7 separate regions of the Mus musculus genome follow, and regions 1, 3, 4, 5, 6 and 7 are each linked to region 2. The links are chromatin loops, found by intact Hi-C in ENCODE. Cell type or tissue: heart. All regions are shown on one strand. Region 1 has its middle 110 kb from the start of Gm40295. Region 2 holds the start of Gm7854 (predicted gene 7854). Region 3 holds the start of Gm35762 (a long non-coding RNA gene). Region 4 holds the start of Cc2d2a (coiled-coil and C2 domain containing 2A). Region 5 holds the start of Fbxl5 (F-box and leucine-rich repeat protein 5). Region 6 holds the start of Rab28 (RAB28, member RAS oncogene family). Region 7 has its middle 68 kb from the start of Gm43700.

What was found. Hi-C counts contacts between places; a loop is a spot of excess contacts. Peaks named below come from ENCODE experiments on the same cell type or tissue, not always from the same donor. Only the 100,000 strongest peaks of a DNase experiment are listed, where the experiment ranks them.
Region 1: it touches region 2 in a loop (8-fold over the local background); 10 of 42 quality-filtered maps call a loop at or near these places.
Region 3: a loop joins it to region 2, with 2.2 times the contacts of the local background. A loop is called at or near these places in 4 of 42 quality-filtered maps.
Region 4: a loop joins it to region 2, with 2.5 times the contacts of the local background. A loop is called at or near these places in 4 of 42 quality-filtered maps.
Region 5: it touches region 2 in a loop (3-fold over the local background); 8 of 42 quality-filtered maps call a loop at or near these places.
Region 6: it touches region 2 in a loop (5-fold over the local background); 2 of 42 quality-filtered maps call a loop at or near these places.
Region 7: it touches region 2 in a loop (2.1-fold over the local background); 12 of 42 quality-filtered maps call a loop at or near these places.

What each region holds. Positions count from the first base shown.
Region 1 is chr5:42,410,048-42,414,047 of GRCm38, forward strand. No RefSeq gene overlaps it. Among named protein-coding and RNA genes, the nearest start is that of Gm40295, 110 kb to the right of the region's middle. In heart, a CTCF peak has its summit at 2,449 (motif pointing right); no DNase peak of the experiment used is centred here.
Region 2 is chr5:43,234,405-43,238,404 of GRCm38, forward strand. Cpeb2 (cytoplasmic polyadenylation element binding protein 2) reads left to right here. Exons shown (of 12, transcript NM_001368806.1): 1 at 1-684; 2 at 2,903-3,184; 3 at 3,923-4,000. Gm7854 (predicted gene 7854) reads right to left here and starts at 950. Exons shown (of 8, transcript NR_028417.2): 1 at 548-950. In heart, a CTCF peak has its summit at 2,287; DNase peaks (open chromatin) are centred at 817 and 997; H3K4me3 peaks cover 3,504 bases; H3K27ac peaks cover 3,757 bases.
Region 3 is chr5:43,670,014-43,674,013 of GRCm38, forward strand. Cc2d2a (coiled-coil and C2 domain containing 2A) reads left to right here. Exons shown (of 38, transcript NM_001359906.1): 4 at 1,208-1,291; 5 at 3,679-3,802. It overlaps Gm35762 (a long non-coding RNA gene), which reads right to left and starts at 1,930. Exons shown (of 2, transcript XR_376931.3): 1 at 1,374-1,930; 2 at 1-1,214. In heart, a CTCF peak has its summit at 2,235 (motif pointing right); a DNase peak (open chromatin) is centred at 2,388; H3K4me3 peaks cover 1,241 bases; H3K27ac peaks cover 1,360 bases.
Region 4 is chr5:43,660,413-43,664,412 of GRCm38, forward strand. Cc2d2a (coiled-coil and C2 domain containing 2A) reads left to right here and starts at 1,967. Exons shown (of 38, transcript NM_001359906.1): 1 at 1,967-2,147. In heart, a CTCF peak has its summit at 1,971; DNase peaks (open chromatin) are centred at 1,799 and 2,309; H3K4me3 peaks cover 1,963 bases; H3K27ac peaks cover 2,523 bases.
Region 5 is chr5:43,779,878-43,783,877 of GRCm38, forward strand. Fbxl5 (F-box and leucine-rich repeat protein 5) reads right to left here and starts at 2,272. Exons shown (of 11, transcript NM_001159963.1): 1 at 2,088-2,272. The coding sequence starts at 2,171. In heart, no CTCF peak of the experiment used is centred here; a DNase peak (open chromatin) is centred at 2,284; H3K4me3 peaks cover 2,485 bases; H3K27ac peaks cover 1,912 bases.
Region 6 is chr5:41,706,398-41,710,397 of GRCm38, forward strand. Rab28 (RAB28, member RAS oncogene family) reads right to left here and starts at 1,782. Exons shown (of 7, transcript NM_027295.3): 1 at 1,508-1,782. The coding sequence starts at 1,582. In heart, no CTCF peak of the experiment used is centred here; DNase peaks (open chromatin) are centred at 824, 1,784 and 2,074; H3K4me3 peaks cover 2,265 bases; H3K27ac peaks cover 1,767 bases.
Region 7 is chr5:42,968,629-42,972,628 of GRCm38, forward strand. No RefSeq gene overlaps it. Among named protein-coding and RNA genes, the nearest start is that of Gm43700, 68 kb to the right of the region's middle. In heart, CTCF peaks have their summits at 1,205, 1,944 and 2,831; no DNase peak of the experiment used is centred here.

The sequences.
Region 1 (4,000 bases), 820 kb before region 2:
TCAGTGCAGTAGAAATTAAAGCCTACTTTAAGAAACAATTCATGGAGCTGGTAGGCATGAATCATACCTTATATTTTTGTGTCTGCCTTAGATGCCACATTTTTTGCATTTGTTTCAGTCATTTAGCATCTGCCCATCCTGAATTAGAACATTTCCAAGACCTGACTGAAACAAATACACAGTGCAATGGCCAAGAAGAAGAGTTGCAAAGATGTCTAGCAATCTGTGACTCTGTGAACAAATTCTAGACTGTTGGATCTCTTGGACTCTTTGAGTTGAACTCCTTCCCACAAAATGACAGAAATAAGTGAAATGAATACAACTACTTTCCATGATACACATTTTGGGTCAAAATGGAGCTAGTTCTTCAGAGAATCTATGATATTCAGGCCCAGTCACCATTAGTCCATGACTACTATTCAGTTTTATCATCATGCTCTTCTAAGAATGAAGTTGATTGGATTTATCTAAAATGTTTTTGTATTATTGCTACCAAAAATATTTATTGAAGTGGGACTGATTGAAATGGAAACTTCACACCATAAGGGCCCATATTCCCAGGACAAAAGATCTGACAGTGAGGATATAATGATTATCTGTGGCAAAGCCCTATGATTTATTGAACTTCGAAGACATCTGACCATTGCTCCTATGGACACTAGTGAAGCTACTCTCTCCAGAGCATTCTGACTGACAACTCTTGGAAATCTTTGAGCACCCACATGATGTACTGAGTTATGTTCATTCTTTACATCACACTCTCTTCTGAGTGCTGCACTAAGACAAGGTAGATAAAAAAAGATTAGAAAAGCAGATCATACTGACTGGTCAACATAGGGAACAGAATGAGAAGAGAGGCAACACTCTAAACAGTTATTGACTAGGGTAAGCTATACTTATTGACAACTAAGACATGTGGGAAGTGAGAATTCCTCCCTTACAGCTACAAAGAAAGAAATAAAGGGGAAGGAAAGAAAAGAAAAGAAAAGAAAAGAAGAGGAGAGGAGAGGAGAGGAGAGGAGAGGAGAGGAGAGGAGGAAGAGAAAAGAAAAAGGAAGAGAAAAGAAAAGAAAAGAAAAGAAAAGAAAAGAAAAGAAGAAGAGGAGGAGGAGGAGGAAGAAGAAGAAGAAGAAGAAGAAGAAGAAGAAGAAGAAGAAGAAGAAGAAGAAGAAGAAGAAGAAGAAGAAGAAGAAGAAGAAGAAGAAGAACAACCACCCTAGGAACCAAGCAAGAGTGGAAGACAAATCAGAAACGACCTGACTACTCAGTTGACAAAGCGCTCACAAAGGCCAGGCCTCTTCACTGGCCTGCACTATCTCACCAGTTGCTTCCATTATCTGGTTAGTTTTATTTTCCTGTCCTTCTCTTCCTCAAACCAGTGACATTTAAAACTTCCAACAAAACCGGACAAGATAATAAAGTCTATCTATCATTTCTAGTTCTAGGATACATTATCTCAATATAGCTATAATTATTTGATAGCTCCAAGGTCGTCAGGCAGAAAGGAAGTCTGTGACCATCATTTGGAATCCATCCCATGTATATGACAATTGCTGAAGCTGTTTTATCTTTCCAGACAGTTAATATGGAGAAAATCACTAAGAACTTAGAATTACTTTAAAGAAATTACCAAATATTCATTGTCTAACTAACATGTAGAAATGTGTTTGACCTCAAAAAGAATAAAATGAAGTTCAATTATTTCGTGTATTTTTAAAATATATTCATGAGTACAAGATAAGAGCACAGATGGTAGTTAGGACTGTCTGATAAGATATCTAAGCAATGTACAAAGGCATGGAAAGGAACTGAAAAATAATTCCTGCTAGGAAAAATCTTGCCTGATGAAAGGTATATTTAAGTTAGTATACTGTAGTTTATGGAGTACTAAAAGGGCCTTGCTAGTTTCTTAACTGTAAACAGTTTCTGAACTGTGAAAGAAGAGTCAGATCAGATGATATCTTAGATACCATCCTGGATAAGGAAGTTGCCCTGGTTTGTTTTCTGTTGCTGTGATAAGCATCATTACAAAAAGAAAAAAGAAAAAAGAAGCAAAAAAGAAATTAACTGAAAATATGAAGAAATGTTTGACACATATCATTCTTCCACAAAATTCAATATTTGTGAAAATATTTTTTCCAAATTGTTAGAGGGGGAAGTAAAATTTTTACTCAAACAAGTAATAAAATTAGCTGCAGGTTGGTAATAAATGAAGCAGATTATAGTAGAACAGCACTTCAGGTTTTGCATCCAATTTTGTACTGAAAATATAGATGGTACTCATATAAATTAATTAACATTTCATAATGCTAATGAAAGTGGGTTTTCCTTTTTTTAAGCTGAGATTCAGCATTCTACTGCTGGAATTATTTACTACTTAAGTCCTACGGGTTTCCTAGAAAAGTGCCTATAATAACCTTAAGAGACCTCTAGAGGGCACTCCTCAAAACAGATCTAGGTCAAGTAGGGAGGAAGCAGCCAGCAGGAGGCAATTTTCTTTACAGATGTATAGAGATTGAAGATTTTTGTTTAGAGACACTTAATACCCAGCTTGCTTTTCCAAATGGCAAATTAACCTTAATAAATAATAAGACATGATTTGTAATATTCTAAATCTCTTGGGGCTTACATATCATCTCTGTAGTGCCAAATGCCACCAGCTCCTTCTAAATCCATTCAGCTTGGGTCCAGTACAAGACATGATGTTGAATCTAGAGGGAGCTGCGCAAGAATTGCACAATAGTTTGAGTCCCTCTAAATCACTTCTAGGGGGTGTTTATAAAATGTCAGCATGGAATGAAGCTGAAAACTAATAAAAGCATATTTGACATTTTATAGCTCATAACAGTTAGCACATATTTCCACGCACATTACCTTAATGAAACCTTAAAACAGGCACAAGTCTCATTTTATTGTCATTTACATTGATGGGATGACTGAGTCTAAGGACTAGAGGTAATGAAGCACATTCAGATTTAGTTCTCCGATTTCAGTCTCAATGACCTTTCCATCATATCATCCCTGCTTCTGATTACCCACGCAATCAAGTGAAAATCAGTAACCTTTCCATCGATGTTTCTCAGAGGATAAAGTCATGGGCTCTGAAGGAGGAAGAAGCAACGTGATCTTAGCTAATAAGTCATGGTCTTGGAAGCTAACCAGTGAATGGAAGAAGGGAGCTAGGTGGGAGTTGGCATAATCATTTCCCAAAGAGCTCCCCCACAGCATGCGAACTACACAGGTGCCAGGACACAGAGGTCACATTATACATACTGATTTTCATGGTTCATAAATCAAAATAAGACGAAACAATCTAAAAGCTGCGAAACTACTTACTTCTACTGTAGCTACTAGTTGTAATGGGTAAGAGGTGAGTCTCAAGACAAAGGAAGAAACCACAATGGAGGGACAGAAGAGGTAGTGTGGAAGATGAGGTCTGCTGGATAATGGGCTTGGCTCCAGTTGAACTGCTTTTACTTTAGTGATCTAGTTTATTCTACGCCCCCCTCCCCATTGGATCTTAAGGATTCAGTGCTCCGGATTAACACTGTCTACCACTAAAATAAAAAAGAAGAGATAGAAATTTTCATCAAACCATTAACTTTTGTTTTCTCTACTGATCCAGTGATACCTGACAGCTAATTTAGCTGGGAAAATAGAAACGTTAACTAAGGCATGCTTCCCTATTTGGAAATAAGGGTAGGTTAATTGGGCTGCTTATTAGTTTTGTTTTGTTTAAGAAACAAAACTACTAATGTGTGTGCGTATGTGCGTCTGTGTACATGAAGAAATTATTAAAAGGCATTAATGTGCACTTATGTAGGCTAACTCAGAAGAGCTATTGATGTGGCCGTGTTGAATCCAAAGATAGAAGAGAACTGACTGCATCCGTACAAAGACAATCCGACATAGGGCAGGAAATTTTCTTTCTCTACCTTCTATTCCATTCAATGCTGCAATTCAGTGATGTCCTCCAGCAGTAAGGATGGCAGTCTATTTT
Region 2 (4,000 bases):
CTGCTCAACAGCCCCAGCACCCTCCTGCCCGGCGCGGCGCTCGGCACCAGCGCCTTCAGCAGCCTGCAGAGCCCGGACCTGCCGCACCCCGGCGGCGGCGGGGGCGGGGGACCCCCCGGAGGGGGAGGCGGCTCCGCGTCTCCCCCACCGCTGCCCGGCTTCGGCACCCCCTGGTCGGTGCAGACCGCGTCGCCGCCGCCGCCCCAGCCTCCGCCGGCGACCCAGCAGCAGCCACCCCAGCAGCCGCAGCCGCCCCAGCAGCCGCCGCAACCACAGCCCCCGGGCTCCTCGGCTGCCACCCCGGGCAGCGGCGGCGGCGCGGGCGGCTCTCTGAGCGCCATGCCGCCGCCCAGCCCGGACTCGGAGAACGGCTTCTACCCCGGGCTGCCATCGTCCATGAACCCGGCCTTCTTCCCGAGCTTCTCGCCGGTGTCGCCGCACGGCTGCGCGGGGCTCAGCGTGCCGGCCGGCGGTGGCGGCGGCGGCGGCGGCTTCGGCGGCCCGTTCTCTGCTCCCACGGTGCCCGCGCCGCCCGCCATGAATTTACCTCAACAGCAGCCGCCGGCGGCGGCGCCGCAGCAGCCGCAGAGCCGGAGGTCACCCGTCAGCCCGCAGCTGCAGCAGCAGCACCAGGCTGCCGCAGCCGCCTTCCTGCAGCAGAGGAACTCGTACAACCACCACCAGGTAAGGCGTGCGCGGTGGGAACAGGAGCCGCCAAGCCCCCTCGAACGCCCCGGGCGCTCCGGCTTGGCGGCGGACCCGGGGTCGGGGCAGCACTCTCGGGAAGGCGGGCGGAGAGTGAGCAGCTAGGGCTGGGTCCTTCCCCGGGGTGACCGAGGGGACCAGAACTGGGGTTGTTCCCTTCTGGAGTTTGTCCTGAGCTGGGCTAATGAAGCCGAGGCGGCACCTGCAGCCGCACCCGCGGGCTGTCAGAGCTGGGAGGAACTGTCAGTCTGCGCGCGGCGGGCGGCCGCGGGCTGGAGTGCTCTCGACTTCTGCTCTTTTTAATGTTTGGTCACATCTTGAAGGGTTGAAGACCCAAGGCGCCCTTGAATCTAGGTTTTAATGTGTTTCCTCCTAGATGTCTCGACATGGGTGTGTACCGGAATCAGGGGGTATGCGGTATCATGAAATGACACCAAGCAGGCGCTTGGCTACTCTGTGTCCTTTCTGACTCAGGATGTTTTCTGTTATTGCCCCCAACCCGGACTCCGCCCAAGGCAGATTTTGGGTGGCCGTTGAGTTCGCTGATGTTGAGAGTTTCCTTGACCTTTAGTGGGGATAGCATTTATTATGGTGATCATTCGAAATCCAATGTCAAGATGAGGGATTGTCATGGAACCAAAATTTGACCTTAACTGGTTCTTCTCATAACTTTTCTGTTGACCAAAGTTTTCAAGAATGGATGCTGATTAAATTAACCAACGTCACAGTTAACAGTCTATCGAAATTAACCCAAGTAAAAGTTAACAGATTTGTTGGATTGTCTTTTATGCCCCAAGAATGGGGAAATATCAACTTTTGAAGTAATACACAATTTCCCATGGCTTATATGAGCAACTGTCTTTTGTGTGTCGGACTCTTCTCTTTTTAACTACAAGTTTGCCATTGAAATTGATAAATAATTTTGAATTCCCACAGTCAAAATAGAACGTTAGCAGGACATACTGCCGTGATTTGTATTTAACTGTAGTGTGCTCCAATAAACAAAAAGAAATGGGTTTTACCTTGGACTGTAAGAGGTCACACGGCTTTCATATGGAATTTTAGGTCACTGGAGAGGAACTTTGAACTGTGAGTCATTTAGTAGGCAAAATAAGGCCCTAGTGCACTGGGTAATTGTGCCTTGGCTCCTGGGCTGTGCTTTTCAGCTATGAGGACGGAGGAGGCTGTGTTTGCATGATTAAATTAGCATTTAAAACCCTGTAGTAGCATCCATTATCAAGGTTTTAAAATTTTCTTAAAGGAAACGTTTAACTTTATGATTACCATATTTATTGGGTTTTAGAAAGTCATAATCTATATTTCCACTGTCTAAATATTCCCAGAAAAATTTAGCCTTAGTTTATCGACAGTACAAATACTAGCAATTCCCAGGTCCTTTTAAAAAATGTACTGTGAATTTTCCATGTTTCGATGACTTAACTTGTCATCGACTCTATATTTGAATATAATTTGCTTTTGAATGTCAATGAACTTAACAGAGACTTGCCTTAAGATTACTAAAAATAAGCAAAGCCTGTGGTTGTTTATTGTGTATCTCAGTGGATCCACCTATGGGTAGCATCAGATAATTGCTTAGCAGTTCAAGGATAATTAAGTGAAAAAAAGAAAAGAAAACTGGAATAAAATACCTTAAAAGTTAAATTAACAATTCAGGAAAATGAAGTTGGGTTTTTTGTTTTGTTTGTTTGTTTGTTTGTTTGTTTCACCCTGTATTGACGTGTCCCTTAAAGGCATCTTCAATTCATTCTTAATGTTACCACTGTTTTTTGTTTTGTTTTGTTTTCCCAGAGTAGCCCAAACTGTTTAGAAAGCCTAAGGTCTAAAAAATTTGCTCCCATAGCTGAGGTCATTAAGAACATTTAACTAATACTAATTTAACGAGTAGAATATTGGTTACTTTAAGGATTTTCAAAGCTAACTGCAGCTTCAAAGTATATTTTTAGTAACTATCACAAGACATCACTGCTTTAGTAGATAGGAGGGTGAAAACTTCCCTAACTCGAAGTAAACAAGATTTCAAATAGCAAGATGGGAAGATTTCTTTTTGGAAGCCCCTTAAGAAATATTCTATTGGCTTTTGCGTTTCTTTCTTTATGGTCTCATTAAATTCGTGGTTCTAAAACTTAAATTATACGCTCTCTAAGGGCTGTAATTTAAATAGATATATTTTCCTCAGCCTCTTCTGAAACAGTCTCCTTGGAGCAACCATCAGAACAGCGGTTGGGGCACTGCGAGCATGTCCTGGGGAGCAATGCACGGCAGAGATCACCGCAGGAGCGGCAACATGGGGATCCCAGGGACTATGAATCAGATATCTCCGCTGAAGAAGCCGTTCTCGGGTAATGTTATAGCACCACCGAAATTCACTCGCTCTACTCCATCACTGACTCCAAAATCTTGGATTGAAGATAATGTGTTCAGGACAGACAACAATAGTAACACACTCTTACCCTTACAGGTAAGAATGGTATGTAAATATCCTCATTTCTAATGTTTATCTTTCAAAATAGGAAGTGGGGTGGTTGGAGGCATCAGTAGCCGTATAGGAAGATTAACAAAATTAATGTTCTAATTTTTAAGCATATCATTTAATTATTAGAGGGTAAAATACACAGAGGAAACAAAGAATTTCTCTGTAAATACACAATGAATGGAAATAAGCTTCCAAACATTTTAAAAAACTATGTTTCTCTCATACAGATTGAAGCCTTTAACTGGCAGTTCCTTAAAAGTGCTTGTTGTCTATTTCTAAATAGACAAGCAAAAATTGTCTTTCCGATTATATAGCCAAGATAAAAAAATTGTAACTGCAGTTGTGCATAGGTTTTTCTGTGGTCAGCTGTGTACATGTTAGATTATTCTTAATACTGCTGTGATTGTGGTACAAAAATATTAAGACTCTGAATCTAATTTAAATTACCTCACTGGTTCAGTGACTATAAATATAGACATATGTGTATATGTGATTTTTTTTCCAACTGATGATGGCCTAATAATATTAATGGAAATCATTTTTCCAGAACTGTTAATATTTTGTGATTCTTGCCAATGAGATTCAGTTTTTCTCAAAACTGTTAAGAGGATGAAACAAAAATTTAAGATAGTTTGATTGTTTTTCATTTCTATTTTTCTTTTTCTTGGGTGGGATGGGGAAGAGAACTGCTCATTTCTGATGCAAACTTCTATGCTATTGAAGGTGAGATCTAGTTTGCAGTTGCCAGCTTGGGGCTCAGATTCACTCCAAGATAGTTGGTGCACTGCAGCCGGAACATCC
Region 3 (4,000 bases), 440 kb after region 2:
GGATGGCTTAGATGTCTCAGAAGCTTGTCCAAAGCCCAAGAAAACTAACAATTGGACTCCGAGCCATGCTCGTCCTCTTGGGCATCATCCTCTTGATGATCTCTAACCTACAACAGTCCTTTGCTAGCAAGTCTGGGGAAAGGAGTTAGGATGGGGCCTCTACTCAGTACTCCTGTTAGACAGAGCTCATCACAAAAACAAAAGCTAAGCCACACCCATTCTCTGGCTGGGATCTCAGCTCCCTCCTCTGGAAGTGACCTCCATGTCCTAATCCCAATAGCTAAGGAGGAGGGGGAATGGGGAGATAGGAGAACGTGGATCAGCCACAACACAAGGTTTCTACACTAACATCCAAGTTCTGCATTCCAATTCTGCTTCAGTGGATTTAGTGAGGCAGTAGGAGAATCGATGAACTTGTTGTTGAGATTGTCTCACTTTGGAACTCAGGCTGCCCTTGAACTTTCTGGGTGGCCCAGGCTCGCTGCCTTAGCTCCTGGGTGCAGGGATCACAGGTGTGTAATACACAGCCAGCAAATTTAAAGTGTCTCATTCACTCAAAAGTGCCGATGCCCCTATTTGCAAAATTTCATAACTCAAAATGTCAAGGTTTGAGCACGTCAGAGATATTAGCTCTAATATCTTCGGTATCAGATGTACAATGCATAACGTGAAAAGAAGAATGCGACCTTCATTGGCCTTTTACCTGTCCAAAGAGATCTGCCAACATTCCCTGTGAGTTGAACTTTTCCTGCTAATTCAACTTACACTATTCTTTCCTTTTTCCTTTACCTGCTACTCAACTTAGAAAGCAGTAAATGAAATCCCACACGTGAGTCCATGCCGGTCCCCACTTCTCCATCTGTCCTGGAAGCTTCACTCAATACTCACCTTTCTTAATGAGAGTGGGGACCACAGTGTATTGCCCTATAACATCAGGACCTGGTACACAGTAGGTGCTCAATAAATGTTGAAAGTATGAATGAGCACTTGTAACAATAAAAATAGGAGCCTTAGTACCATCCCATCCCACTTATTTCAGTTAGAGGAGAAGTTGGCTAGAGCGTACCTATTCTGAGAAGAGTGGCGGGTAGGTGGCCACTTAGATTTTGTTTTCTGTCCCTTTGCTAACTCTGTGGTGGTGAGAACTGATGTCAGGGAGGAACTCGATACCTCAAGAGTCTTTTCTTCTCTTTTCCTTTTGACAAAGGACTTCACTGGAGATGGTGTGGACACAGAGGCGGGAAGACGGAAGAAGAATTCAAAGGTGCGAAGACAGCAGAGAAAGAAAAAGGTGAGAGGTGATGAGAACCTGTGTCTGTCCGGGCAGAGTGTTACTGATCCACATCACTGATGGACAGACGGCCTGCGCTCACCTCTGGGGAGCCACACAGGATACACCTGTGATGGCTAATCTTGGCTGTCAGTCTGACACTCGTGGGATATCTGTGGAGCCTTTGCTTGTTTAATAATTGATGTAGAAGGGTCTGGTCCACTGTGGGCAGTGTCTGTATAGTAAAGGCAGGTGATCAAGAGCCTGGCAGCAATACAGTAAGCAGTACCACTCCCTCCACAATCTCTCCTTCAGTTCCTGCCTTTGGGTTCCTGCAATGAATTCCCATCTTGACTTCCCTCTGTGATGATCTATTACCTAGATGTGTAAGATGAAAAAAGCCCTTTTCTCTTCAAGTTGCTTTTGGTCACAGCAATAGAAACTTAACTATTATGGCCCAGCAGAAAACATCCCTCTTTGGGCTTACTCCTGGAAGCTGTGGGGCAGGGATGTGTCTAATGTGAGATGCTGGTTGTCGGGCTTATAGAGATGGTACTCAGAATAAAGCTATGACCAGTATTAAGAGCTTGCTTCCTCTCTCTCCTCTCTTTCTTGCTTCCTTCTTCCCTCCCTCCTTTCCTTTCTTTCTTTCTCTCTCTCTCTTTCTTTCTTCCTTTCTTCCTTCCTCCCTCCCTCCCTCCCTCCTTTCCTTCTTTCTTTCTTTCTTTCTTTCTTCCTTTCTTTCTTCCTTCCTTCCTTCCTTCCTTCCTTCCTTCCTTCCTTCCTTCCTTCCTTCCTCCCTTCCTCCCTCCCCCCCTTCCTCCCTCCCTCCCTCCCTCCCTCCTTTCTTTCTTCTTTTCTTTCCTTCTCTGTGTTATCCTGTCTCTTCAAGTCTAGGAAAAAGGAAAGCAGCTAATTTGAGTATTGCCACTGATGGCCATAGACTATGGTGGGCGGTAGATGGCAGTGCAGGATAACAAATCTTAAGAGACTCCCTCTTTCTCCTATCCCGAGTCCCAAATTTTCAGCCAAAGATTAACTCCTGTCTCCCCAGCCTGCAGCCCCTGTTCCCCCACCTCTCTGCAGGAGTTCCATTCCTCCGCTGGAAACATCCCTGTAAGGTAACTCAGTTCCCTTATTAAAGAGCTGCTCTCCTGGAGAAGAAAGACAAGAAAGGGGCTTGTTATGGACTCGCCTGGAGTAATCATTAAGCCAGCCTGGGAGGGAAGGAAAGGAAGCGCCATTTTGAATTAGCAGTCATAAGACGAGACTAGACTGCCGGCTGAGGGCAAACAGACCTGGGCGGTGGAGAGAGCACTGGAAAAGAAGGGGACACCCCACCCCCACCCCCACCCCCATTCCAGCTCCTTGCAGCACACTTCCTGCTTCCCAGGGAAAGAGGGGAGAAAAGGACCCTTCTACCTTTCCTGCAGGCTGAATGCAGCCTGGGGAAGTGCGCTGGGGACAGACGGGAGCTGCAGCAGCGCCATGGGGCCACTCTCTGGCCACGTGCCTGAAGTTTTTACCCATTCTTACCAGTTCAGCCTGTTTGTTGCTCTGCAACCCTGGGCAGGGGACCCTGAGATGTCAGATAAAAAGTGTCTTTGAATCACAGAGTGAACAGAGAGCGACCAAATAAAGCTGCCTGGCATCCAGGACCTAGTAGGAGAAAGCCACAGGAGGGATGTAACAATTCAGTGGCTGAGTTTCAGAAACCCGAAATGAACAGGCACACTCCCGTTCATTTAGCCTGCTCTAGAGCCTTGATGCCGACCAGGGTTTTTATTCAGATGTTCACATCCTTTAGAGTCATCTAATCTATTTCCATCTGAATTTCTATGCTGCAATTCTTTGTGTATAACAATGAGTTCAGAGAGAGAGAGAGACAGACAGACAGACAGACAGACAGAGTATGGTTCCCCATTCATGGCAATGCTTTTACAGAGTAAGTGGTTACAGGCTTGCCCAGAGTTCACAGCCAGGCTGAATTGGCTGTGAGCTTTATTCGGTCTGGCCACACAGACATCCATACCACCCCTGCTTCCTCAAGACTTTGATGAAGATACTATAGACTGTCCTCAGGTGCACCTAGTGTGGAAACAGAATCAGCCCAGATTAGCCAGAGAAGCTTGAACAGTTCTTTCCTGTCGATCTGGAGCTGGAGATGAAGTGTTCTCCTGTGATTCCTACATAGCTTAAAGTTTTGGAAATTATCGTCTTATTTGGGGATGTCTCAACACTATGGTGGGAAGACCGTTAGTAGCAGCTCAGGCTGATCTGAGCAAGAAACCACAGTCTATAACGTGGATGGTACTAGGGCCCATCCCTTCTAAGGTACCCACCACTTCTTAAAAGGAACTGAGCCAACTAAACTCCTGATGTCTCAGAAACCTCTGATCTATTCACAGCCACCCGCCTCTCCCCCTGAGGAAATGGTGTCAGACAAATTCCAAGATGGTGGGCAGCAGGAAGTGGTGGAGGAAGAGCCCGAGACCAACCTCCTGAGCTTGACAGCCCGGCGGGGGCCCCGGAGTGAGTATCTTGGTTTATTTGGCTGGTAGTTATTAACTGCCAACCACAAGCTCAGCACTGAGCAGCATGAGGCTTGATTTGGAGCATTGTTTTTAATGTATGACCAGGAGCAAGGCTGCCTGGATAGGACAAAGCTAAAGGGAATATAGTAACACACAGAGGTTGAGTTTTGGAAGCCCTTCTTGAAGGGAGCTTCAC
Region 4 (4,000 bases), 430 kb after region 2:
ACACCATGGAGGGTGTTGCTTATTGGCTTGCTCTTCCTGGCTTGCTTGGCCTGCTTTCTTATAGGTTCCAGGACTACCAGCCTAGAAATGCCACAACCCACAATGGTCTGGGCCTTCCCACATCAATCAGTCATTAAGGAAATGTCTTACGGGCTTTTCTACAGCCTAACCTTATAGAGGCATTTTCTCAATTACGGTTCACTTCATTCCAATGACTCTAGGTTGTGTCAAGTTGACATAAGACTGACCAGCACACACTGTAAGGACCCTACCTCTAATAATGTCAGGTTCTGTGGTACTGGGAGTGAAGATGTCAATATGTTATGAAGACCATATTAGTACCTCAATCTGATATCTTCCTTCTCCCCATCACACACACCACACAAACATGTTGGCTCATGTGTACACTGTACACACATATGTTAAAAAGTGAACTCTGGGTTCTCTGGTACGGTGAGACATGAAGACACAGACATGGCTGTCTTGTAGAAAGGTTATTCACACAGATCCTTCAAAGCAGGAAATGTCTTATAATTCTATAACAGAATATCACAATGGATATAAATTTGTTTCTTGGGCTGGGAAAAAAATGACTCAATCAATAAGATACTGGCCCAGAATAAATACTGAGCTCAGGTCTCCAGCACCCACATAAAAAGCCAAGTGGCTACAGGCATCTATATTCCCAGCACTGGGGATACAAAGACAGACCAATCAACCAAACACAATCAGCAGCAGTCTCCAAAAACAGCATTCTCCAAACATCAGGCTCCAAAAGAGACCCTTTACTGGGGTTTTCCCTGGAAGGAAGGTTGTGGCATGGTAAGTGTGCTGGTGGGTTTAGAATTAAATAATTTGACTTGTTTCAGAATATTCTGGATCATAGACATGCTCCCTAAGCACCTGCCTCCAGAGTGACTTAGAGCAGAGGGGTACTTCTTGGTGATTGCAGTAGATGGAGATGCCAGCTTGGGGTCAGTTAGTACGTATCAAAGAGAATATATGCATTTCCTTGGAGTCATTTATTGTCTCTAGGAATTAGTTAGCTTCAGAGATCTATCTAAGACCCATGCAGTGAATGCCAGAGCTTTAGGGATACAGAAAATAGGGGCTGGGAGATAGTTCTATTAGTAAAGGGCTTTTCATCACACAAGCATGAGGACCTGGCTTTGAAGGTGGCTAACACTCAGCATGGTGGCCCACGTTTGTTCTATCAGCACCAGACAAGCTAAGACAAGCAGGGATCTGGAGTTAGGCAGGCAGCCTAGCCTAATCACCAAATGCCAGCTTCCAGTCAGAGGTCTTGTCTAAGAAACAAAATGGCAGGCTTCTGAGGAACAACACTTGGGGTTAGGAGGCCGCGGTCTGTGGAGTTCCTTGATCTGTGGTTGTCTTTGGCCTGTAGAGTCTGAGTCTGCTTACTACTGTTCTCACTACTTGGCCTTTTCTCCTGGTTTCTTGCCTTTTTTTTTTTTTTTTTTTTTTTTTTTGAGCCATCTTGTCTGTATCCCTGCTGGGCCGCTGGGTCATTTGTAGTGAAGAGTTGAAGAAACAGAGGTTAGGCGTGTGCGGTCCAGCTTCTGTGCACAGCCAGCCAACATCCCTAATGCAACACACGCTGGAGCTCTGATAGCTCTGATGCCCGGCCACATAGTCTTTGCTACTGCTTACTAGGCAGCTCCACACAACATGGCCCCTCCTGATTCTAAACCACTCTACTTATCAACACCTTCTGTCCTTGACCCAACAGGCCATGCAACCCAGAGACATAAGGCAGGACACCCTGCTGAGAGCCTGAGTCCTCTCTGCTAGGCTGCCCAGTTGCTTTCCCTTTGTCTCTCTTCAGCACGTTATTTTTCCACTGCTTGCCCAGCAAGCTCATATTCCAAGTCTTAAAAGTAAACTGCCACTTTAAAAAAAAAAAGCGGCCGCCTAGTGACCTTCCCTGGGAACTGGTTGCTAAGCTGGTGTTTTTTTTTAAACCCTGAGATATGGCTGCAGCTTCCCAGGGAGTAACCTCTCTTACCCCAGCCCACCCTTTCGCTCATTTCTAAAAGGTTCTCTGGCTTGACACAACTGGTCTCTCATCTCATCCCTTCAGCCCAGCAAGTGGAATCTGCAAACTTCGTTTTGTAGAGTGGACGAAGGTAAATCAGTCTTTAACAGAGACAGGCTGCAGTGTCCTGCTTTCCTCTCCTTTCCGTTCCGGCAGAGAAACCAGCCCCTCCCTGGTGCAGTGAGAGTGGAATGAATGCTTTGTAACGTTAGGGACTCTCATCTTGCTAACATTAGAGACCCTTCATCTTGCTTGCAGTTTCACTCTCTCAATGCAAAGTGGGGGCACTGCAGGGACAGCTCTGATTTCAGCTGCTGTCTGGCTTGCAGGGGAAAAGCAAACCGGTTCACAGAGAGCCTCTCTGGTCAGTGTGCTGCTAAGCACTAGCTGCGTGTTGCTTTCGGGCCTTTAGTTTAAACTGCTCCGGGGAAGGGGAGGGCGGGCCGGAGGGAGTACTCTCCGTGTGGCGAGCTCCACTTTTCTTGTTATTGGACAAAGAGCTCTGAACCGCAGGGCTGAGGTCTGCCAAGCTTTCAGAAGTCTACTGGCCATCAGCTCAGCTGTTTTCATTTTAGGTGCTATGAAATGCTAGGTGCTATGAAATGCTAATAAAATCTAATGAGAAATACATGTCTGCTATTGCATTTTATATAACATTTCTGCAAATAAGTGTAACGACAGCATGCTTTGTATAGAGGGGAACTGTATATGGATAGAGAAAATATGTGCATATATGTATACATAGAGATAGAGAGATATGCACATATATAAACATAGATCAATCTGTATATAGATAGTTGGCCTAGAGTTCACTTACAGAGTCATTTATTCAAGTTTTTAGTGAGCATCAATGATGCAGCAGATGAAGAACTCAAGTTTACAGTGTACAAAACCAACTTAGACCAGGTCCAGTGGTGAGACTTTGCTGGGGAAGCAGATGTAGAAACAGATAATGAGATCAGTGACAAAACAGACTTGTAAAAAGGTCTAAAGAGCTTGGCCCACAGCGGGACTCCTGCCATAGAGGTGCTTCCAGCACCCCCTGTGCAGCTGAGCAATCCCATGAGCAGAGCCTGGGTGCTGACCTGGCCTCATCAAGTGAAAGGTGTCCCGTCCATCTGATTAAATGACCACACACAGCTGTGTCACTCACCTGGTACCCTAGAAGCTGGGGCTAGAGTAACTTGCTGCTACATAATTAATCATTAAAAAGGCACAGGATGGCTCCTGAGAGTTCACAACTTTGAGCGGGCCCTCCCACTCGAAAGGAAAAGCCTCGTCTCTGAAGAGAGAAAGTGAGCATGCGTGGAGGGGAGGAGGTTCCAGCAACATTTTAAACAGACGAGGGAAAACAAGTGTCCTGGTCCTGGCTGGAGGAAGGGGAGAAGAGACTTGTGTATGGCTGTCAGGGATGGGTGACAAAAACTAAAGAGAGTAAAGGGATAGCACTCAACACCCTAAGGTTTTCTTATGGTTCTCTTCCATCTCTGAACCTCTGTTTCCCCTCTCCATCCCTTCCTCCCACCTCCCCTCGCAACCATGACCTCTTCATCTGACCATCCTGGTTGGTAAAAAGATACTCTAAAGACACATTTGTGTATCTCCTTCAGCTATCGGACCATTAAAACAATGGACTCTAAGCCATTAAAACAATGGACTCTCAGAGCTGTATTTTCTCAGTATTGAGCGCTGGGAGAAGGAAAAGATGGGCTGCTCGTACCAGCACAAGGGAGGACTTGTCTCCAAAAGACAGTTCTGACAGCTTGTCAATCACCTTGCAGAAGGTACAGGGACAGAGACAATGCCATGTCAGTGATGGAAAGGACCACACTGACCAAAATTGCTTAGCTATGTATCCCTCCTGGTACCTTTTATTCAGACCCAAATTTCATATCAGGACCCTGGAAGACTGACTGTGACATTACTGGGCACCTCTGTTCCACT
Region 5 (4,000 bases), 550 kb after region 2:
GGAAGATCAGGAGTTCAAGGACAGCCTCTGAAATACAGTGAGTTCTCAAGGCCATCCTGTATTACGGGAGATTCTACCTCAAAAACAGTATCAGAACCAAACCAACCAAAGTATAATGACCAACTTCCTCATTATTTTAAAAAAGAGACTGGGTACTACATTACAAATTTTGATTATTTGGGAAGGTCATAATCCTTTGACAATGTTAAACATCTTAAGAAATATTAGCCTTTAATCCCAGGACTTATGAGGCAGAAGCAGGCGGATTTCTGCGTTCAAGGCCAGCCCGGTCTACAGAGTGAGTTCCAGGACAGCCAGAGCTACACAGAAAAACCGTATCTTGAAAAACCAAAAGAAAAAAGAAAAAGAAAAAGAAAGACAGACACACAGATAGACAAGCCTGGTATGGTAGCTCATACCTTTAATCCCAGGCAGAGGCAGGCAGATCTCTGGGAATTCAAGGTTAGCTGGCTCTATAGAACAAGATCCAGACACAGGAAAAACAAAACAAAATAGAAGGAAAAAGAGAAGAGATATAGAAAGCACCAAGGAAGATGTACACATTGACAAAATTTCGCCCATATTACCAGGGAGTCTCTGGACTACCTCTCCCCAAAACTAGCCATTAGTCTTCACTTCATTTCCCTTTTGCTTTTTTGAGAAATTCCTGAAATTAAAGGGTAGTGCAATGAAAAAAAAAATCAAAAGGCAGGGAGATTACAAACAACACAACCACTAAATGAGAACTACCGCGAGTATACATACTCTTCTGCTCAAGGCTTAGCCAGTCCTTAAGCCTCCCCTGGGAAGGTGGTACTCACCATTGCTGGGCCCCACTCTCACTGAGAGCTCTAAACTGTACTTGACATCTGGGTTCTATGCTCAGAGATTCCAATTTGAGTTAGGGTTCAGCCATCAGGATTTTAACAGCAAGCTTGGGCAACCAAGTAGTGTGAGCCATGAGCCTATGGTCTTGGTGTTTAAAGGTCCACTGGCTTAGGACTAACTGGGTTTGAGTTTATTGGTTTGTTTGTTTTTCTTTTCCCAAAATGGAGGGAGAGGACTGTGCAGCCAAGATGCTAAGATCCTACACTTCAAATTGCTGGTCTTCCCGTGGCCTACCAGGGAAGACATTGGCCTCCTTCCTAGCACCTCTCCAGATTGAAAGACAACTCTTGTTTGCTGTTAATAGTGGTGCTAATTCCACGTAATCTCTGATAATTCAATTTATTTTTACGTTTAAGTTAATAATTACTTAACAGCTATTTATTTGGTTCACCTTTTTTGCAAAACATATGACTGCCCAGAATTTACTCATATATGATCTTCCGAACATAAAGTGACAATTCAGAGTTTTCAGCATCATTAGAAAAAGGTTCCCAACTCATCTTCACAAGAGTGCTTCTTCAACTTCGGCTACACCCATTAAAAGTCCAAAGTGAGTTCCACTGCAAGGCAACTTTTCCTAGGGGCCCCTCTCATTTGCTTCCAGTAAAAAGTCCAACAGAGGAACAAATTCTACAAGGAATAAAGTATCCAGGAAAAATAAAAACTGGAAGGAAAAAAAGAGTAACCAGGAAAGAGGAGTGCAGGTCTTCCCAGTCCGTGTACCGGGCTTGTGTACGGAACCAAACCAGTGCAAAGCAGGCAGGTAAAATAAGCCTGCTCCAGGGGCTGCAAGACGCTGCCTGTGGAGCCAGGAAGCAAGTCAAGAGGTCCAGAGAGAGGATGCAGTGTTTGCAGAGCGACTAAAAGAGCCCGAAGGGACCGGGCGAGCGGTGCTGTGGCTGCGAGTAACCGCAGAAGCGGCCTGCGGACGGGGAGCGGGCACCCCGCGGGCGGCCGAGCCGGACGGCCGGGAGCGCCCCTCACCCCGGCACAGGTCAGTCCCGCGAGCGCTCGTCCCAGGCCGCGGCCAGCGCGGGCTCCCGGGACCCCGGTGGGAAGGTTCGGGAGCCGCGCGGGTGCCGGGGCGCGGGCGACGGGCTCGCGCGGCGCCAACGCGGGGGTTGCGGGAGGCACGCAGGCCAGGCCTCCCGGAACCCGGCCGCTCCTCCGCGGCCGCCCTCCGCCCCGCGCTCCTTTACCTTGTCGCAGTAGCGCCCCACCAGCTGCTTCATCCGCCAGTGCGGGGCGGTGAAGACGTCCACTTCATCGGGGAAGGGCGCCATCGCCACTGCCTCAGCGTCCGCCTCAGCAGCCGCGGCCGCCGCCTCTCCATAGACACCCTCGCCGCGGGGCAGAGGCGGCGCGCCCCCCTGCGCATGCGCCCGCCCCGTCGGCGCGCGCGCCCGGGCGGTTCCGCGGGGCCGTGACGCGGGGGCGCGCGGGCCGCCGCCATGCGGTGCCGCGGCCCACGTGACCGGCGCGCGCGCTGAGGCGCCCAGAGCTCTCTCCTCCGGTGGGCATGGTCGTCCCTGGTCCCTTGCGTTACATCTCTTAAAAAATCGCACTGTCCCAGGGCGAGGGTCTTCAAGGGCGCTTCTCCGGGTGCCTGGCCTTGAGGCAGGGACCTGCGTGACCAGATCGAGCCTGCGTGCTCTGGACGGGCGGGCTGTGCGCGCGCCGAGCCCTCAGCCGCCTTTGCTGCCTCGTTCGGGTTTTGCTAGGCCTGGGATGCTGGCTCTGGGCCTAGCATGGCCTCTCCCCTGCGGCTGAGAGCTGGGGACCTGGCAGCCCCTCCTCACCCCTCCTGGCACGGAGCAGAGTGGGATGGTGGCCCTGGGGAACTGGAAACACCAGAGGGAGGACCAACACCTCAGATCAGGAACGACAGTCCCAGAGCGGCCAGATGAGCCTGCGGGGGTTTGGGGGGGGTGGGGGGGGCGGGGAGCCATCATGGCTGTCTAGTAGGGAGAGAGCCTTAGCACAAATCCCGCCATTTTAAGCCGAGGAGGCTCAGACAGGAAGAAAGGGCCATAAATGAGGTCACTGCCTAGAGAAAGGCCAGTGCACGTCACCTGTCCTCATCTAAGCCCTCCAGTAGACTTTTCCCAAGTATCAGAGCCGGCTCTCACCCCGTGGCTTTAGAATTCGTGGAAAAATGGGAGAAACACGGGCAAGGCTGAGAACCTGGGAAGGGTGTGTCGTTTTCTCAACAACCATAAACTTTGAACAGTAAGCAGAAGATATGCTACATTATTCACCTTTGTATTTCCTACCCCAAATTCATGTCAATGGTTAAAAGGAACCAGACTCTCAGAAAATGAATAAAAAGATACTTCTATTAGTGCAGCTAGTTCTGGTTACCTTTTGATATTAACATGCAAATTGAGCTGGAAAACAGACTCTGGAGATGAAGCTTAGGTTCATGGTTTCACCAAACTCTAGTTGTACTAACCTTGGAGAGCGACCTGACTTCTGTGTTCTGACCGCAGTATTCTCTTATGTAAAATGAGATGAGGGGAATAAATAACCTACTTCATAAGATTTTAAGGAAAACGGAGTACGTGTATTTTTGAAGTGCTAATAGGAATACCTCATCACGAATACTCCCTGTAAACAATGTTAGAGAAAACAGCTATGACAAAGGAAATTAAGACATTGCCCAGGATTTCACAAATCAGTACATAAAATTCTGGCCAAATGTATCTAGATCTGACGATAAGTTTGTTCCTGTGTACTGTATTAGTTGGAACAAAGAGGTGACTGAAGAAAAAGAAAAAGAAAACAACAACAACAAAAATAGCTTACAGAACTGATAAGTCTTGACAGATTTCTCCCTCCCTCTCCACCCCATTATTCTTCTTTCCTCTGTTCCCTTCTCTGTTTCCCTCTTTTCCCCTTCTTTTCTCCGCTGTTTAAGCAGGGCTTTGCCTCCATATTTTTAACAATTCTCAAAAGACATTTGCTAACCCCTCATTTGTTATATCCTAATCTTTCACTCTAGCCATCTTGGAATATAGACTCCGACTTCAGTGTACCAGTTACATAGAGCTATATGAAGAGATTTTCCTCAGTAGCTGGATCAAGAATACCAGAATAAAGAAAGAATGAGGGA
Region 6 (4,000 bases), 1.5 Mb before region 2:
TATACATTGTTCAACACTGGACAGAACTTTTAACAGAGGTGAAAACTAATTATACTAAACTGTCAACAAAGGCAAAATAATGTATGACTGTCTACATTTTAAATATATATAGAAAACAATTAATAAATTTCAGCATGTATTAAATATTAGCAGACAGATGAGTAAAACTTAAGAAAATATGTCAAATATTTTAAATACTTGATGAGATATATTTAAATTTTAAATATAAAAATAATACTAGACTTAATAGGCAATCTGGAGGTCTTTTAGATAATAGTATTGAAGTGTCATGGTTTTAAATGGAAAGCAAGTTCAGTTGTTCACTGAATGCAAATGAATATATGAAACAAAAACACAATGTGTGGCTAAAAAGAAAATCTAAGTAATGAAACCTATAAAAATATTCTAGCTTTTGTTGAATTAAAGTTTAGAAATAATGCTGATGTACAACAATTTGCTTCTTCGAAACGTTTAAGTGCACTTCCTAAACAGAAGCAGCCAAGCTCTGTTCTTTGCTCAAAAAAAAAAAAAAATAGCATCACATTAGACTGTTTTCTTCGGGACAGTGCTCTACGGGCAAGTATCCTGGGAACCCAAGGAATGGAATAACAGAAGACTCCAATTTTTGCAATTAGAATGAAACCGTGTGTAGCGGCCCTTGGAGCCCAAATTTCAGAACCAAAGCACGAAAGCGTGTGCAAAGCTTCCTTCCGGGAATGATGCAAAAGCTGTCACCACAGAAACCAGGTCCAACTCCAGCGCAGTCCCAGAGGCGGGAGAAGACGGGACGCTGGCAGGGGCAGAGGAAGAGGAACTTAAGCTACCTTCCCCAGGAGTGCTGCGACAGGTGTGAGGGCGCCCGGAGAAGCCGGCATGGCTTTAGTGGGAAGGTTAACCCGCAGTCGCTCGGAGACGCTAGGGACCCTCTCCCTAGAGCAAGTACCAGGCACCGAGGCAATGTTTATCCCATGTCAGTTCACAACTTCGGGTCGAGAACTTGGACCTAGGAGGCAGGGGACTAACTGCCTGCGGGTCCTCTCCTGCACGCGCCCATTCATCCCAGCAACCAACGGTCGCAGAAGGCTAGGCTTTAAAGTCCCTGTGTCCCCCGACATCCTCCTGCCCAGCACGGGAGCTCAAGAAATACCTATTGAATGAACCCTTGCACGGACGGGTGCTAAGAATGGAACTAAAGTGAGAGAGGACACTCAAGAGGCAGCTAGCGTGTGGGGAGGGCCCTCGGCCAGAGTGCATCGTCGCCATTCGTGTGGGTCCGGGTGGTGGCCCCCACCCCAGGAGCTGGCCTGGTCCCGCGGGCCGGCTGGCGGGCGGGCGGCGGGCACGCGCACAGGGCGCAGGCGCGAGCAAGGCCGCGGCCTGAGGCGAGCCAGGCCAAGGCTGGGGAGGACGCAGTGCTGGACAGCGCTCCGCTCCCCGAGGGCCCGACACGCCCGACCCGGACCACGCTTTCTGCAACCCAGGGAGCCGGGTCCGCTGGAGGACTGACCTTCCCCGAGGTGCCGTCCCCCAGCACGACGATTTTCAGTTGCCGGTCCTGGCTCTCCTCCTCAGAGTCTGACATGGTGTCCGAGGATGCTGGCCTGCCCCCGAGGTGGAGGACGGGAAAGAGGAGGCCTCCGGGGGCGGGGGTGAGGAGGCCGGCGGGCTGCACGAGCGGGTCCCCCGCCCCGGCGTCTCCTCCGCCCTGAAGGAAGCCAGGGAGAATCACTCACCGGCCGCCATCTTGCCCTCCTCCCCTCCCCCAGCAGGGCTCCGCCCCCCGGAAAGCCCCGCCCCTAGCGTCACTCAAAAGACGTCCCGTCCCCGCTCCAACCATCACACTGCAATGGGGGAGTACGTAGACGCAGACCGGGCGTCCCGGTTTGCTCGTGGGGAACATTGGCTAGGAGACAAAAGCAAGTTTTTTTTTTTTTACAGTGAAGTGAAACCACATTAGAGAAGAGTAGCTCTCGGGTGCCCTGTCCTTCTTTCTTGTTTTCATGAGGTCTGAGAACATAACTCACATGATTGATTTAGTCCAAGGGGGCGGGGACATGGTGAGGTTTTGTTGCCATGGAAGCCTGGAGCCTGAAAGAGGCGCGGGGGCGGGGTCTGTTTCTGGGCAGCCGGGGACGCTTCGGGCTGCGCGTGCACAGGATCCTTCCTGTCGGTGAAGGTGAGCACCCACCAGGAGGTTGGTATGCTAGTGGAGCTGCTGGAAACTGCTAAGGCCACAGCTGAGGGGGAGACATTTAGAGTGACCTGGGGCTCTAGTGCTGGCTCCTTTTACCCTCTTTAACTCTTCGCGTTCTAAAGACCCAGACTCTAATTTCATTAGTAAGACAGAACTGAGTGAACCATCATAGTCTTTACCTCTGCAAGCCTCAGAGTGGCCCTGGAGCCCTGGGGTTCCCGTGTCGTTAAAACAACCTTCCATAGTAGGATCAGGGCCTCCTTTGCCTGTGTTACCTTCAGGATCTCACAAGTGTAGTTTGCTGGAGGAAAATTGTTGTGTATGAAGTTCCAGAGAATGATGCTGCTATATAAAATGAAACCAGTTGTGTGTAACAACAGTATTTTAAATATCTGTGACAAGCTAAGAGCATTTAAATGAGAGTTTAAATATTTAAAGCCATTGTTTGTAAAGTAAAAAGGGGAAAGATCTTGTGTATAAGACTTGAACATTTCCAAGAAACAATCTAAAGGAAAATAGAAGTAAAACACAAAATACAAAAATGTCATTGGATTCTCAGGTACAGCATTCATAACAGGACCAGGTAGTAGACCCCTGCAAAGAGTAAACAAAAAGTTGTGAGAAGAATCCCAGGCATTTTATGAAATCAGGGATCTTTGCAAATACAACACTGGTTTTAACATAGCTTTTCGGGATTATTACAAACTATTTTAATACCTGCACATTCAAGGAGTGTGTTCATTCATGAAACACCTAAACTATAGATGGGTAACATCTAGTCCTTAGAATAATCTCTCATAGTTTCTCACTGCAAATTCCAACTAACTACATCCTAATACCATTGCTCTACCATGTATGACTTCTCAGATCAAACCAAATCTCCCCACACTAAAGATGTTTAAGGTGACTCAACAATGCTTAATCTTTCAAGTATCAGTGATCGTTGCTTTCTTCACAACACTTCTGAGCATTGAGGACATAGAAGAGAACAAACCTATGGGACTTAGTCTGAAGGGTGTAGTAGTAGACTACATCACGTAAAGATATCAAGGTCTCCTTAGCGAATAGTAGCCTGTGTAAAAGATGTAATTTCCAGATGTGATTACAGATCTAGTAACAAGAAGACTATCTAGTAAGACTTCAATTCATTCACATATATCCTTATAAGGAAGAAATGGAATCTGAGTTGGCTCAGACAGAGAGACAGAGAGAGACAGAGAGAGAGAGCAATATAACCATGAAAACAGAGATGGCAGTGATGGAGCCACAAACCAAGGAATGCCGGTGGCCAGAAGAAACTGGCAAGGAGAGAGAACAAATTCCCTTCTGGATCTTTCAGAGGGAACATATTCCCCACACCTTAAGTTCAGTCCAGTGGCACTGATTTAGAACCTCTGACCCCACAACTTCAAACAAATGTATTAGTTTCAACTAACAAGTTTATAGTACTCTGCTCTAGCAATCACAAGAAGCTAGTACAAAAAAAGACACTAATAGATCAACAAAATTTTTCAGGTAGGTTAAAATATTAAAACAATTCATAGATGGGAATAATATTAATTTATTATTGCTCATCACTAATGAAGATAAAATAATTTCAGAAAACATTCTGCTATAGTCTTTTTTTCTTTCTTTAGACAAGACCTCTTGCTGGAACTCACTGTAATAAACCAGACTGACCTTAAACTCACAGGGATCCATCTGCCTTTGAGTCCCACATGCCTTTGATTAATGGAGTGCCATTATGCTGGGCTCCCTTTGTGATATTCTTAACAATCTAATGGTTATTGTTCCGACTTGAAGCTG
Region 7 (4,000 bases), 270 kb before region 2:
ATGTACAGCAGTATGCTTCTTAACTCTGTCTTTCTGTCCAACAGTTCAGTAAGATACCCTACGGTAGGCTGTAGCTCTTGACATTTATTCTAATAGCTCAATCTCTTCAAATTATTTTCTCCTAAGCAAAATGCAGAAATGTCCCCTACTGAGATATGACTTTGTGTCCTATTAATATTTATATGTTGAAAGCATAGTCCCAAGGTGTACATCTGGAAATGATAGCCTTTGGGATGATGAGATCAAGAAAGTGGAGCCCCCACAGATTGGGTTTAGTATCTTTACAAAAGATGCCCAAGAGACCCTGTGCAACTTCCATATGAGCCCATATAAGGACTCAGCAAAAAGTGAGGGATTTCCAGACAGATTTAGAATAGACAAAAGCCTGAAGGCAAGCAAGAGTGTGCAGTGTCCTAAGAAGGCAGGAAACTTCAAAAAACTAAAATGTAAGGAGACAAGAGACAGATATATATATATATATATATATATATATATATATATATATATATATATATATATAAGATAAGCAAACCAGAAAAAGCTATATCTGCTGATACATGATCCTGGATTTCCCAGCATACACATGTATTGACAACAGTCTCTTATTGATAACCCATATTTCATGTGGTAGGTACTATGATGTTTTGAATGAGATATTCTCCCATACTCTTAGCATCTGAACACTTGGTTTCCAGTTTTTAAGTGTCTGTGAAGGCTCAGGATGTGTGACCTTTCTGGAGGAGGATTATGTCACCAGGATGGGCTTTGATTGCTTAAGACATCCCCTCCTTACAGTTCACTCTCTCTGCTTCATACTTGAGGTAAAGGATATGAGCTCTCAGCTTTCTGCTCCATGCACCATGCCTCTGCTCTGCCATTATGGACTCTAAGCATATGGAACACTAAGCCAAAGATAAACTCTTCCTTCTATAAGTTACCTTGGTCATGGTGTTTTATCACAGAAATACAACTAATACAGATATCGTTGCACATTGTGAACAGATGAAGATACTCCCTTGAATCTTATACTATTCATGTGAGCAGATAGCAGAGGAAGAAAACAAACTTCCACGCGTCCAGGGAGATATATCCTTTCTCAAAAACGAGGTCACCTTTAAGCTATTCTAAGCAAGGAAAGACATTCTTTTGACAACAATGGTATGTTCATAGTTGTTATTACCCACACTAGCCACAGGCTGTTCTAAAATTAGAACAGCAAGGTCCACTTCCCTCCAGACTGACTTCCCTGTGTCTTCAATGATTTATGAGCAAGAAAGGTCACTATAAAATCATCTGTTCACCAATTAGCCCTTAAATAATAATAAAGTTCACTTGAAATGTATTTTCCTTCCCTTCATTAATTTTACTATTTGATTCCTGCTACTTCCTTCTTTATCTTCCTAAGATCTCTTGACACAGGGGCTGTATGTCTGAGTTGGGATGCAGGCTGAGGGCTTGTTTTTCAAAGAAGGGGTTGTTCTTCCAGATGTAGGTAACTGGTCAAGCAAGTGTCTGGACTTTTTGGAACAGAAGCCACTGACAGTCCCAGAGTGACACCTGGGTGTGGTAGAAATGGGTGCTGGAGGTTTGAGGAGACTGTCCAAGTATACAAAACTGAAGCCACCCCTAAATACTGAGTTGGGCTTCCAGGAAAGAAAAGTTGAGGAAATTTTCAGACAGAAGCAACATGGCCGTAAAGACTGACAGCAAATGCCAGCAGTTATTGTCTGAGAACCCAGACTTTATATAGCTGCAGTGAAAAGACTTCGGGGAAGGGTAGGCGAAGCATATGAAGAGTTAAGAGGAGTCCTGTGGATAGAAATTTGACAAGCAATAACAATCTGAATCCTACTCAAAAAGCAAAATCCAACAGACAGATAGTTTTATAGAGAAAGAAGTGCAGCCTGGATTTTACAAGTCAAGCTTGCTTAGACAATGCTTACCTATCTCCTGTCGGGGGAGTCCTTGGCCAAGTTTGTCTTATTCCCTGGTCTCTCCTTGAGCACTGAGACACCACCAGGTAACAGGATTTCTAAGAACAGGAACCACAAATCATTACCAGAGAAACAGACTTGGGTGTCTTGCAGTGATTTTGTTTTAATGTGGAAGAGACTTAATTGAAGTGTCCAGTAATCGAAACCAGCAAATACTCCCTTCTAATGGGTTATTAATTAGCCTGCCTGTGCTCAGGATGGCTTGTTTAAAGAGATCTTGATATTTAGAGGGGATCTGTAGTGTCAAAGGTGTTCTTCTTCTGCCTCACGCATGACTGTCGATCCTTAGCCAAAGTAAATTGAAGTCCACTGGCTAATATTTAGATGGTAAGCCTGACATTTTCATTTTTAGGCTATTAATCATTTGCTGTAAGCCAGTTCATCTTGGCAAAAGTAGTCCTTATAGTATAGGTCACCTTCATCTTTGTATCAAGGCTTCTAAAACTGTGTATTGAACTAGCACCCTTCCCAATGATACTTTTAGCAAATGAGTAAAACTGTTTGCTTATCTCTCTGTACTTGCACGGATGTATTAGATAGCTTTTCAAAAATAAAACTATGGAAAATGCAATGCCAGCTATCTTCAGCGAAGCTTCCTCCTGCAGCAGATAGGAACAAATAAGGAGACCCACAGCCAGGCGTTACAAAGAGAGTGAGAGACCTTGGAACACTCAGCCTTCAGCAGGATATCTTCATTAAATCCCTTCCCTCAGGCAACCCTGAAGAAGGCGAGGCAGAAAGAATACAAGTGCCAGGGGGTGATGGAGAACATCAAGAAATTAACAAGATGGATGCACATATGAACACACAGAGACTGAGGCAGCATGCTCAGGGCCTGGATGGGTCTGCACTAGGTGGTGCTTTGGAGCTGAAAGGAGAAGTGAACACAGGCCCCTCATTACTAACCCAGAAGCAACCTCCTCCTTATAACCATTGGCAAATGAAACATCATTTTCCTCCAAGAGAGTCTCACTGGGAAAACAAACTACTCTTAAGGACAGACTGCATGTCCAGCAGTAGATGGCCAACAGAAAATGAACTCAATAGCATATTAGAAATCCCTTGCCTTATAATGTCCCCTCAGGGCTCTTCCTTTAAAAAGGGTTATTTTTAATTTATAAATATATATTTATTTCTACAAGTCTTTTGCAAATATGTTATTATTTCAAGTTGAGAGTTAGTTTGTATGTTTGCTTGTTGGTTGGTTGGTTGGTCTGTTTTCTTTTCTTTTCTTTTGTTTTTATGGTATTCCCAAGTATGTGAATGAATGATTAGTGTCTCTGATTTTTGTGCCTCCGCTTGGGATCCTTTTGTTTGCTTTGCCCCCAATTCTGATATGTTAGTTTTTGTTTGATCTTACTGCATTTTATTATTAGCTTTTAGAAGTCTGATTGCTTTCTAAAGAGAGACAGAAAAAGGGTAGATTCAGGTGATGTGGGAGTTGGGAGGAGCTAGGAGAGGGAGGAGAAATACAATCAGGATATATTACATGAGGAAAGAAATTAATTTTCTGTGACAGAACAATAAAAGTTGCAAGTGTGTGTGTATGTGTGTGTGTGTGTGTTTTCTGTATTAGGGCCTGAATAGACAGATCACCAGTTTAAAGCAGCTAGTTCTCTTATAGACCACCCAGGTTTGGTTCCCAGTACCTCCAAGTATGGAGACTCACAACCTCTTGTATCTCCAGTTCCCAGATATCATCCTCTTCTGATCTCCATGGATACCACAAGCATATGGTTTATGTAAAGCCACAAAGGTTCAGACACATGCACAAAAATTTTAAAAGAAAAATTTAAAAATATAACATTAATTACTAACCTTGGGAGAAACTTCCACATAGAAGAAGCTTAAACCAGGAGTCACATGGCTCCATTTATAAACTCTTCTGCCTCTGATTGGTAGTATAACCTTGAGGAAAATTCTTGATATCTCTGAACTCATGTGAACTAAAGGACTAGGGTCAGTCGAGAACCAGACAACCTAGTTTGGAATTAGTACAATCTGTT